Linked DNA regions of Homo sapiens: region 1 is linked to region 2. Evidence: chromatin contacts called from ENCODE POLR2A ChIA-PET data. All regions are on one chromosome and are shown on one strand. The core of a region is the stretch at or near the end of the contact, and the rest is flanking DNA. Distances in the headings are between cores, read along the strand shown.

Region 1 (5,665 bases), core at 1,139-3,638, 67 kb before region 2:
TGCCTTAAGTCACTATTTACAAAAAATTAAATACATCTCTACATTTTCCCACCTCCCTTGCAGTAGCTCTAGCCAAAATAACTAAGTTCTGGCACGTAGAAGTGGCATATGCAACTTTCAAGAACTGCCCTTAAACGGAGGCAATGTGTCTTTCTCCTCCCCTTTCTTCTTTCCTGCTGCATGAAATGTAGGCATGATGGCTCGAGCTGGAGCAGCTATTTTGGGCCATGAGACAAAAGACAAATGCAGAGAATTTGGGAGCAACAAGACAGAAAAAGTCTAGGTCCCTAATGATTGTGGCATCACTGTGCCAGCCTGGACTGTATTCCTAGAGAGAATAAAATTTAAATGAGAGCAACAAAATTCTATCACATTTAGGCTTCTGTTATTCAGGTATCCATCATTCGTAGCTGAAATGAATCCAGATTAATGCTGGAGTAGAACTTGGATTTAGACCCAGGCTTGCCTGACCCTGAGAAACTCCACCAGTGTTTCTTAAAGTGTTGATGGGTGACTACCTGAATCAGAATCACGGTGAGAAGCGTGTTTAAAACACAGATTATAGGCCAGGTGCAGTGGCTCACATCTATCATCCTAGCACTTTGGGAGGCTGAGGAGGGAGGCTCACTTGAGCCTGGCAGTTTGAGACCAGGCTGGGCAACATAGCAAGATCCCATCTCTACAAAAGAATTTTTTTTTTTTTTTAAGACAGAGTCTGGCTGTCGCCCAGGCTGGAGTGCAGTGGCGCCATCTCAGCTCACTGCAATCTCCACCTCCCAGGTTCAAGTGATTCTCCTGCCTCAGCCTCCCAAGTAGCTATGATTACAGATGCACGCCACCACATGCTTGGCTACTTTTTTTCGTTGTTGTTCATTTGTTTTTTTTGAGACGGAGTCTTGCTCTGTCGTCCAGGCTGGAGTGCAGTGGCGTGATCTCGGCTCACTACAACCTTCACCTCCTGGGTTCAAGCAGTTCTCTGCCTCAGCCTCCCAAGTAGCTGGGATTATAGACACCCGCCACCACGCCCAGCTAATTTTTGTATTTTTAGTAGTGATGAGGTTTCACCATCTTGGCCAGGCTGGTCTTGATCTCCTGACCTCGTGATCCACCCACCTCGGTCTCCCAAAGTGCTGGGATTACAGGCATGAACCACTGCGCCCAGCCTTTTTTTGTATTTTTAGTAGAGACGGGGTTTCACCATGTTGGCCAGGCTGGTCTCGAACTCCTGACCTCAAGTGATCTGTCTGCTTTGGCCTCCCAGAGTGCTGGGATTACAGGAGTAAGCCACTATGTCCAGCCCCTACACAAATTTTTTAATTAGCTAGGCATGGTGGCGCACACCTCTCTACAGTCCCAGCTACTCGGGAGGCTGAGGCAGGAGGATCACTTGAGCCCAGGAGTTTGGGGTTGAAGTGAGTGCCACTGCATTCCAGCCTGGGTGACAGAAGTAGACCCTGTCTCTAAAAAAAATAAATAAAATAAAATGTCTATTCTGGTATACCACTCAGCTCTGCTGAATTAGACTCTCTAGAGCTGGGACCTGGGCAGTTCTCCTTTAACCACGTTCTCCATGCAGAGGACTTCAAGGCACACTCAAGTTGGAGACCACAGGGCTTCATTCTGTGTCCTCATGTAACTCTTAAGAAAATCAGGAGTCCATTCCGAACCCTTGGGTGAACTGAAGGCAGGTGGAGATCAGGGGACTTGGGGGAGGCAGTGAGGGTGGAGGGCAGGGGTCAAGCACCCAGGGCCTCAGGTCATCTGTGTCCATCCCCTGAGGCAGGCTCTGGGCAGCCCTCCCTGAGGAGGTAGCCCTGTCCCCAGGGCCCTGGATGGTGAGGATGACCCAGCCTTCGTAACCCTGCCCTCACACACAGCGCTCACTCCAAAGCTTGCTGGAATCATCTGAGGCTACCAGTGTCTACAGCACATCGAGCTACCCTTATGGAGCCTGGGACCAGCCCCAGGAAGCCAATCTCAGCTCAGGAGCCAGGATTTTAGTGCAAAGCTGCGCCCCCTTCTGTAAACCATGGTTCTCCTGAGAAACAGCTCATGCCTTTGGTAAGCTCCTGGGCCCTGGGGAGATGGAACACCTGACTTGCGGCACCTGGGGACCATGTGACCAGAGCTGAGCACTGTCTGACCTTGCCACAAAGTCAGGTGTGCCCAACGGTTTCTGTCATCAAGGGGAGAAAGTACACGTGGGTGAGGGCTGAGCGCAGGCATGTCCTGAAGCCCAGCTGAGCCTCTCAGCAGGCAGCTCCTTCCCCAGAGTCCCTTCTCCAGCTTCCCAAAGCCCCTGCGTCCGCCCATACCTTGGGCACAGGTCCCTAAGACCAACTGAACACTCGAGCATGAGCCAGGCAGACAGCCTGGGTGGATGCCAGCAGAAAGATTGGTGAAGACTGGATCTCCTGGGCAGAAGCGGTGACAGGCACATGGCGTCCAGTGTGAGGCTGGAGGCATCAGGGAGCACAGGGATGCAAGCCCCTCTACGTTCTCCCTTGTCATGGCTGGGTGTGAGAATGACCTTAGGCAATGGGGTGGGGCATGAATATTTTGAGCTTGTGCCAGCTGTGTGGTGGAGCGTGGGCCTGTACGGAGGCACTGCACTCCCATCTCCCTCGGCTCCCAACTCCCTCCGTGGGAAGCTGAGTTCAGGCACTGCCCCTCCTGTATGGACAGGGAGCCACTGGTCCCAGCTTGCTGGTTGCCAGGCAACCCAGGATGAGCCTTCGAGGTCATTCCTCAGACAACTCTGAGCTCTCTCCACAGCCTGGGAACAGATGGTTCCGCAGCAGCCAGCCCCAGCCTGAAATGAGTTGCGGAGGCACTGCTGCCTGTCTCCACCAGCAAGAGGGAGGAGAGGCCCTTCCCGTGCCTGCAGCAGTCCAGGGTAGATGCAAGCAGAAAGACTGGTGAAGACTGGAGCTCCTGGGCAGAAGCACTGACAGGCACGTGGGGTCCTGTATGAAGAGCTGCACTTTGTGTGAAAGGAAAGGTGGCCCAAGGTCTGGCTCTACTTCAGCCGGGGCAGTGGCTGGTGGTCTTGCCGGGTGGGCCAGTCTTGGGAGGGGGTGATGGGGAAGTTGGTGAAACAGAGGCACTGGGTCAGCAACTATGTGGTGGGACTCTCAGAAACGGCCCAGATTACAAGAGAATGCTTGACCCGAGTGACTGTTTACCAAAGCCCTCCCCCTCAAAAGAGGCTTTTAACAGTCAGGTGACACCTGTGGGTGTCACCATCTTCCCTTTCTCTATTATTAGGACCTGGACAAAATTCAAGAAGATGTCCCAACCACATGTAGCCTTACCTTTGATACTTCCAATTGCAATGAGACTTAAATTTTAGAATAAGAGATACACGCTGGGCGCGGTGGCTCACGTCTGTAATCCCAGCACTTTGGTAGGCCAAGGCCGGTGGATCACCTGAGGTCAGGAGTTTGAGACCAGCCTGGCTAACATGGCAAAACCCCGTGTCTAGTAAAAATACAAAAATTAGCCGAGCGTGGTAGTGCACGCCTGTAATCCCAGCTACTCAGGAGGTGGATGCAGGAGAATCGCTTGAACTCGGGAGGCGGAGGTTGCAGTGAGCCGAGATTGCACCACTGCACTCCAGCCTGGGTGACAGAGCAAGACTTTCTCAAAAAAATAAAAAAATAAAATAATAATAATAAAAAGAGGATACAGACCATTTACAGGGTTTTTCCTGGTCCATTATCCTGCTCTAATAATGCCAATCAACATGTGATCATTATTCCCTGGGGACAGAACTAGTCACCACTAGTTTGTGACTCTACCTCATTTGAGGTGGCATCCAGGGTGACATCCCAGACTTCCTTACCTTACTTGAAGCACGATGAGCCTTAATTTTCGAATAGAAATGTTGACCAGCAAGCCAGCTTTTTTTTTTTTTTTTCCAGGACAAGGATAAATTCCCTTAAGAATTTTGCAAACATCACATGTTTTCTTTCCCCTTGTTGCAATATATGTAATTTATCTCCTGGTGTAACTTGCTTAATAGTTACCGTTTGTTAATTCCATCTGCTTCCCAAGAGGAGAACATACTGTTACGTGGTGAAGTCCTGGGTTCTGTGAGTCTCCCATAAGCCACAGCTGGTCAAGAAACGAATCAATGGGGCCACGAACAAAGTGGCCATGGAAGCAGGTATGGGTGAAGGCATGAGGGCAGGCACGGGGGCAGGCAAGGGGGCAGGCAAGGGGGCAGGCACGGAGGCAGGTATGGAGGCAGGTATGGAGGCAGGCATGGAGGCAGGCATGGGGGCAGGCATGGGGGCAGGTACGGGGGCAGGTACGGGGGCAGGCACGGAGGCAGGCACGGAGGCAGGTATGGGGGCAGGCATGGGGGCAGGCATGGGGGCAGGCATGGAGGCAGGTATGGGGGCAGGCACGGAGGCAGGTATGGGGGCAGGCACGGAGGCAGGCATGGAGGCAGGCATGGGGGGCAGGCATGGAGGCAGGTATGGAGGCAGGTATGGGGGCAGGCATGGGGGCAGGTAAGGAGGCAGGCATGGAGGCAGGTAAGGAGGCAGGCATGGGGGCAGGTATGGGGGCAGGCATGGAGGTTTTGCCCAGCTTCTCCAGTACGACCTTCCCTCACCAAAGCCAACCTGGTTGCCATCACCTCTGAGTGGCCACACCTGAGCCCTTGTGGCTCAGCCAGCCAGCTGGTGACTGCCTGGTTACACAAACATTTTCCTTCATGGAAGACAGCAATTTGTCCTCCTTCGATGGATCCTTGTTGTCGAGCTGGACTTGCGTTTCCATCCTCCCTCTGCACTTCCAATCAGGGTCTCACTGAAGGGCACCTGTTGGGTGTCCTACAGGACATTGCCTCCTGCCGAGAAGCTCATGCTTCTGTGAAGGCTGCAGAGGTGTGAAACAGTGGGCCAGGCCAGACACAGTGGCTCTCGCCTATAATCCCAGCACTTTGGGAGGCTGAGGCAGGTGGATCACCTGAGGTCCGAGGTTCAAGATCAGCCTGGCCAACATGGTGAAACCCCATCTCTACTAAAAATATAAAAATTAGCTGGGCATGGTGGCAGGTGCCTGTAGTCCCAGCTACTCAGGAGGCTGAGGCAGAAGAATCACTTGAACCTGGGAGGTGGAGGCTGCAGTGAGCCGAGATCATGCCACTGCACTCCAGCCTGGGCAACAGAGTGAGACTCCATCTCAAAAACATAAAGAACAAAAAAACCAACAACAACAACAACAACAATGAACAGTGGGCCGGTCCCTGTGGGGCTCATTGGACTTTCCTTATACCCATGACCCTGGGTTAGGTGGTCTCTGCATGGTGAACTGCCCTGGCAGCCAAGTCACACCACCTTGGAAGCCTGCAGATCTGCAGAAGGGGGCATATGCTCTGTGCCAGTAACAACATGTGATACGGCCGGGTGTGGTGACTCCGTGACTGAAATCCCAGCACTTTGTGAGGCCAAGGTGGGAGGATTGCTTGAGCACAGGAGTTTAAGACCAGCCTGGGCAATGTAGTGAGACCCCGTCTCTAAAAAAAAAAAAATTAGCCAGGTGTAGTGGCACACACCTGTAGTCTCAGGTACTTGGGCAGCTGAGGTGGGTGGATCACCCGAGCCTATAAGGTCAAGGCTGCAGTTAGCCATGATCACACCACTGCACTCCAACC
Region 2 (5,570 bases), core at 1,777-4,276:
CCGATAAGGAAACTCTTTCAAAAGATCCGATTTAATTTAAAAAGTTAAGCTGCAAAAGAGTACAGACAGCACGATTTTGTTTGTTTCAAGAGCAAATTGCTCTGTCACCCAGGCTGGAGTGCAGTGGTACAATCTCGGCTCACTGCAACCTCTGCCTCCCGGGTTCAAATGATTCTCCCACCTTGGCCTCCCAAGTAGCTGGGACTTCAGGCATGTGCCACCATGCCCAGTTAATTTTTGTATTTTTAGTAGAGATGGGGTTTCACCATGTTGGCCAGGCTGGTCTCCAACTCCTGACCTCAGGTGATCTGCCTGCCTCGGCTCCCAAAGTGCTGGGATTACAGGCATGAGCCACCATGCCAGACCAGCATGGTTGTTTTTATGCCAAATTTTTTTTTTTTAAAGGCAGGGTCTTGCTCTGTCAGGCTGGAGTGCAGTGGCACAATCATGGCTCACTGCAGCCTCGACCTCTTGAGCTCAAGCAATCCTCCCACTTCAGCCTCCCAAGTAGCTGGGACCACAGGCCTGTGCCACCATGCCCTACTAATTTTTTATTTTATTTTTGTAGAGACAGGGTCTCCCTAGGTTGCCCAGGCTGGTCTGAAACTCCCAGGTTCAAATGATGCTCCCACCTTGGTCTCCCAAAGTGCTGGGATTACAGGGGTGAGCCACTGTGCACAGATTAACATTTTTTATGAAAAAGTGGTTCACACCACTGTAGAGAAAAGCCCAGGATGAACTATTCAGAGTGCTCGGCCCGAGAAGCAAGGGAGTAAAAGGGGTATAACTTGCATTTTTCTTCTTTATATACTTAAGCAGTGTTTGATTTTTTTTTTTATTTCTTCCTTTTTTCTGGAAAAAAAAAAAAAAAAAAAAATCTGGAGGGAAAATGTTCTGAGCACCTGCTCTCTGAGTCAAAATTCAGTACTAAACACTTTACTGTCACAGATTATTTCATTTAATTCTCACAAAACCCTACGGAGTACAAGAATGCTCAGAGCAGCTTTATTCACAATTGTCAAAAAAAGGGAACCAATCCAAAAGCCCATCAACAGGAGAGTGAGCCAACTGTGGTGTATTCATACGAGGCAACACCGAACAGCAATAAAATGAACAAACCTCTGGTACATGTGACAGTGAAGAGGAATCTCACAGATAGGCTGAGCAAAAGCAGCCAGACACACAAGAGTACCTATGATTCCATTCAGATGAAGTTCAAGAACAGGTAAGATCAACTGATGATGATCCAAGTCAGAACTGTGGTTACCCCAGAATTATCTGCAGAAAAATGACACAGGTCAGATAATCAGCCTACAGGCATATAGCAGGCAGGTAGTAGAGCTGGGATTCAGACAGGTCTGTTGGACTCTGCAGTCTCTATTGGCCCCTGACTGCCCAGAAGGATGCCTTGAATCTCCACCTGCAGAGCCTTCTGGGCCCCTCTAGAGGCAGTCTCGCTCCTGGCTTCAGATGTGGGGACCCCCTTATCCTCAGCGCTAAGCACACATCCCTGTGGTTCAGTCACTAAGGGAAGCCTGGCTCTCCAGAAGCCTCAGCTCATGGAGAACTGCTGCTTAACTAGCAAGGGGACAGCAGCCAGGTCCACGACTCAAGCTCTGGGTCTGCTGGGAGCAGGGGGCAGGAGGAGGACTGCTCTGTGCCAAGGGAGGATGCCCAGTGCACACTCACCACTCCTAACTAGCCCTGGCCCACAATAAGGGAATTTCCAAGCAGAGCTGGGCCTGGGCTTGGCCCCGCCCACTGGGCCACACTGCCTCACACTTTCCCCAGCTCTTGTTGACCCAGAAAAGTCAGACCCTGCCAGTCACCCTAACCCCTCTCCTCAACCGAGGATAAGACCAGGAGTTTTGAGGGACTCAGCTCCCCCAGAAGCACCTGCATCTTCCTGCTCTAAATTCCCAGCCCTGCCCAGGCTTCCCTCCCTCCCCTCTGAAGGGAGCCACCACCTGCTGCTTGGCACGGATACCCCTCTCCGGCTACATCCTCTCCACTCTCCCCTCAACTCCTACACAATCCCCGTCCCAAACAATTTCCTGCAGTTTCCCATCTGATCAGTTTCTTAGGAAGGATAATTATCCATGGAAGGAGGAGGCGGAAAATTCCCAGAGCCAAGAACACTGGGGGAAAAGCTTCATCTAGTCCCTTCTCCATCAGCCAGGAGAGCCCTCATCCTAAACACAGGCCAGTCATGGTCATGGCTCCTCCAGAACCTCTGCAGTTCCCCCATCTTCAGGAAAGAGCCCACACTTCTCTGCATTGAATCCAAGGCCCTCTTGATCTGTTCTAACTTAGGTTTGGGCCTCGTTGCCATTCCATTGTAAGTGGTAGTGCCAGATGGAGCCCCATCTGCCCCCAGGGCCCACCTGCAACGTGCTGTGTCCCTGCGGCACTTCAGCCTGCCTTGTGTTTTAGTTGTTTACATGTCTGTCTCCCACACACAAGTGTCAGTGCCAGCGCTTCCAGGGTGGGAACCACCAACCACGCAACTGTGTCTGCTGCATGGTAGGTGCTCAGAGGCAGGCTGAAAAGAAAGTGGGACAGGCAGGAGGCCGCCTCACCTCTGCGGAGGGAACGATGTGGGAAGAAGGACCACTTATAGCATCACAGGAGAGCCTGGACTAGAGGTCGGGGAGCTGAGCTCAATGCAGCTCTGTGGCCCTTAAGCAAGTCACTTCCGCCCTGGCCTCTGCTTCCTCTGTGAGCTGAGGGGGATGGGCCGGGCTCTGTCATCATGTCAGACATTTAGAAGCCCTTACTGCTAGGTGCTCGCCTCAGCATTCTCATTTAACCTCCACACCTTTGCACATGGGGACCACAAAGTTGCAAGTGGGGGAGGGGGGTTTCAGTCCTGGTCTTTTGATTCCCTAACCCCTTATCTTCTCCTCCTGGACTTCTGCAGTCTCTAGGATCCCTCCCAGTGCTAAAGTCTGGTTCTGATTCTAGGTCTGCCCTTTCCTGACCTGACAACTCCCCAGGCCACGACCATAGGGTTCAGCAGGGAACACGCATGTCCAACCCTGGTGTTCAGCAATGCCACGCCTCCCACATGACAGGTCTGGTGACTGTTTGCCTGCAGGCGCTGAGGCTCAGCAAGGGAGGGGTGGCCAGCAGGAGTCCAGCAGAGCCTGGTGCCCACTCAGCCCCTCCCTCCCCAATGTGCCCCTGACTCCACGCCCACTCTGCTCCAGCGTCCTGCTCGCCCCTCCCTGCTAGCAGCTCTCCTAGGCTGGAGCTTCCATCCCACTGCTGGCTTGGCCAGTGGTGCCTGTCGGGAAGCTTTACTCTGTTGCCCTCATAGACCCAGCTTGAGCTGCTGGCAGGCAGGACACTGAGTGGGGCCAGCCCAGGGCCTGAGCCGACTCTATCGCACTCCCAGGCTGTCCGCACATCCCTCCCCAGGTCAGACCATGTCATGCTACTCAAGAGCCTTTGATGGTGCCACACAGCACCATGAATCCTAGCCCCAGGCCCACGGGCCTGGCATGATCTGGCCCCTGCCCTCTTCTCCATTCTCACACCATGCTTCCCCTCTTCCCCCGCACTTCAGGTTCCTCAAGCACACCCCCCTCAGGGGCCCTGGTCTTTGGAAGATGAGCTCTTCTTGTCCTTTGGGTCTCAGCTCAGACACCAGCTCCTTAGAGAACCCTTGCTGGCCATCCAGCAGCCCCACCTCTCCCTCATGTCTGCCTTCTTCAGGACACTTACCACTACCTGACACTGCTTTGTCCACATCCAATGCTCCATGCTGGCATGGGAGCCCCCTGACATCAGGAGCCTCTTCTGTCTTGTTCCTGGCTGTGTCCTCAGATCCAGAATAGTGTCTGACATGGGGGTAGAGGCAGCTGGTGGGGCGTGTGCTGCCCGTTAGACTGGACAGTCAGGGAGGCCTCTCTGAAGAGATGACGTTTGATCTAGGGCCTGAAGGAGAGCACCGGCGCGAGGCAGTCTATGGGCAGTGCTCCAGGCTGGGGATCGAGCAAATGCCACAGCTGTATGGAGGAACAGGCCTGGCAAGGCAGATGTGCGTTAGGGACACAGGAAGGCCGGTGCGACTGGAACAGGGAAAGGGTAGTGGGGCATGAAGTGGAGAAAGGGGTGGGCCACACTTTCCTTGCATTTTCTCCCAAGTTCATCAGGAAGCATTTGAAAGGTTTTCAGCAGGGGAAACACCATGCTCTGGTTTACAGGTCTCAAAGCTCCCTGCGGCTGCTCTGGGGAGAGCTGCCTGCAGGCAGACAGCAGTGGAGCCGCAAGACCATTCAGGAGGCCCGGGAATCACCCGGGTTGGAGAAGATGGAGTGAAGAGGCAAGCCTTTGACAGGTGTGGTTGTGTTTGCCACCAGTCTGAGGAGCCCTGGCCAAGTCTACACCCCTCTGGAGTTCCAGATGCTTCATCCAGCCCCGCCCACCTACTGTCTTATTTCTCACTGACTCCTCACCCAGACTTTTCCTGCAGCTGGCTGGGCTCCCCAACAGGTGCCTGCCCATACCTAGTACTCAGAGCCTGCAAAGAGCCTTAACCGGTGTCACGGCCATTGCCTGATTGGTCACCTTCCCTCCCTCTTAGAAGGGTCTGGTGAAGGTGTCTGCACAAAGATCTCTGCTCCATGTTCATTCCAGCCACATTTCTCCCCTTCCTAAAGGTCTCCTGTTCTTTGAGGCAACAGCACAGCAATCCTCGAGCACTTAATTATTCCCTGTTTCACTTTCCTAAAGTAGCTGTAAGCTAAATAAAGCTAGATACCATGACTCGCACCCTTCGGGGCCGTCACATAGTGCAGAAGGCAATGATGCACTATGCGAAGCCCTGAGCACAAAGCCAGGCACTGGCAGGGTCTCAGTAAGTGGTAGGTAGCTCTGTCCTCACTGCCTATACCAGGGCGACAGCCATCACAGGTGCTCAGTGCCCCACAGGTGCAGTTAGCTTCTCTGCCCAGCAAAACAGGTGAGTGAGGCGTGTTTGGGGGTGAGGTGGAAGGGTTGGAAACATCCCAATGAGTTTTAGAAGCAAAGGTCAATGGTTCTGCATGATCTGTGGCTCTGTGTCATTCACATCTCTGTGCCCTTCTCCAGTTCTCCCCTCTATGTGAGCTAAGCACACTCATTGTTTTTTTTTTTTTTTGAAACAGAGTTTCGCTGTCGCCCAGGCTAGAGTGCAGTGAGGCGATCTCGGCTCACAGCAACCTCCACCTCCTGGGTTCAAGCCATTCTCCTGTCTCAACCTCCCAAGTAGCTGGGATTAGAGACTTGCACCATCACACCTGGCTAATTTTTGTATTTTTAGTAGAGATGAGCTTTCACCATGTTGACCAGGCTGGTCTGGAACTCCTGACCTCAAGTGATCCGCCCATCTCAGCCTCCCAAAGTGCCGGGATTACAGGTGTGAGCCACCGCACCTGGCCAAAACACTCATTCTTAACCTTCAGGACCCAGCTCAAAGCTCTGGGAAGCCTTTCCTGACCCACCCACCTCCACTCCTCCCTCCCGCACACCCACAGCTCTGCAGGCTCCTGCTGCAGCACTTCACAGCACATCACAAGTGCCTGTTT

Evidence for each region. ChIA-PET counts read pairs that join two places held with the same protein, here RNA polymerase II (POLR2A).
Region 1: POLR2A ChIA-PET joins it to region 2 with 12 read pairs in activated T-cell. The contact joins two enhancer-like sites. POLR2A ChIA-PET finds 5 or more read pairs at or near these places in 8 of 52 experiments (B cell, CD8-positive, alpha-beta memory T cell, H1 and 4 more).

What each region holds. Positions count from the first base shown.
Region 1 is chr1:27,068,503-27,074,167 of GRCh38, forward strand. No RefSeq gene overlaps it. Among named protein-coding and RNA genes, the nearest start is that of TENT5B, 58 kb to the left of the region's middle. Within about 2 kb of position 2,389, at least 3 of the 41 ENCODE cell types and tissues checked have a DNase peak (open chromatin) inside an H3K27ac peak, as active enhancers do.
Region 2 is chr1:27,134,670-27,140,239 of GRCh38, forward strand. The region is part of intron 1 of SLC9A1 (solute carrier family 9 member A1); the gene reads right to left. Among named protein-coding and RNA genes, the nearest start is that of SLC9A1, 18 kb to the right of the region's middle. RefSeq lists enhancers at 1,175-1,244, 2,841-3,652. Within about 2 kb of position 3,027, at least 24 of the 41 ENCODE cell types and tissues checked have a DNase peak (open chromatin) inside an H3K27ac peak, as active enhancers do.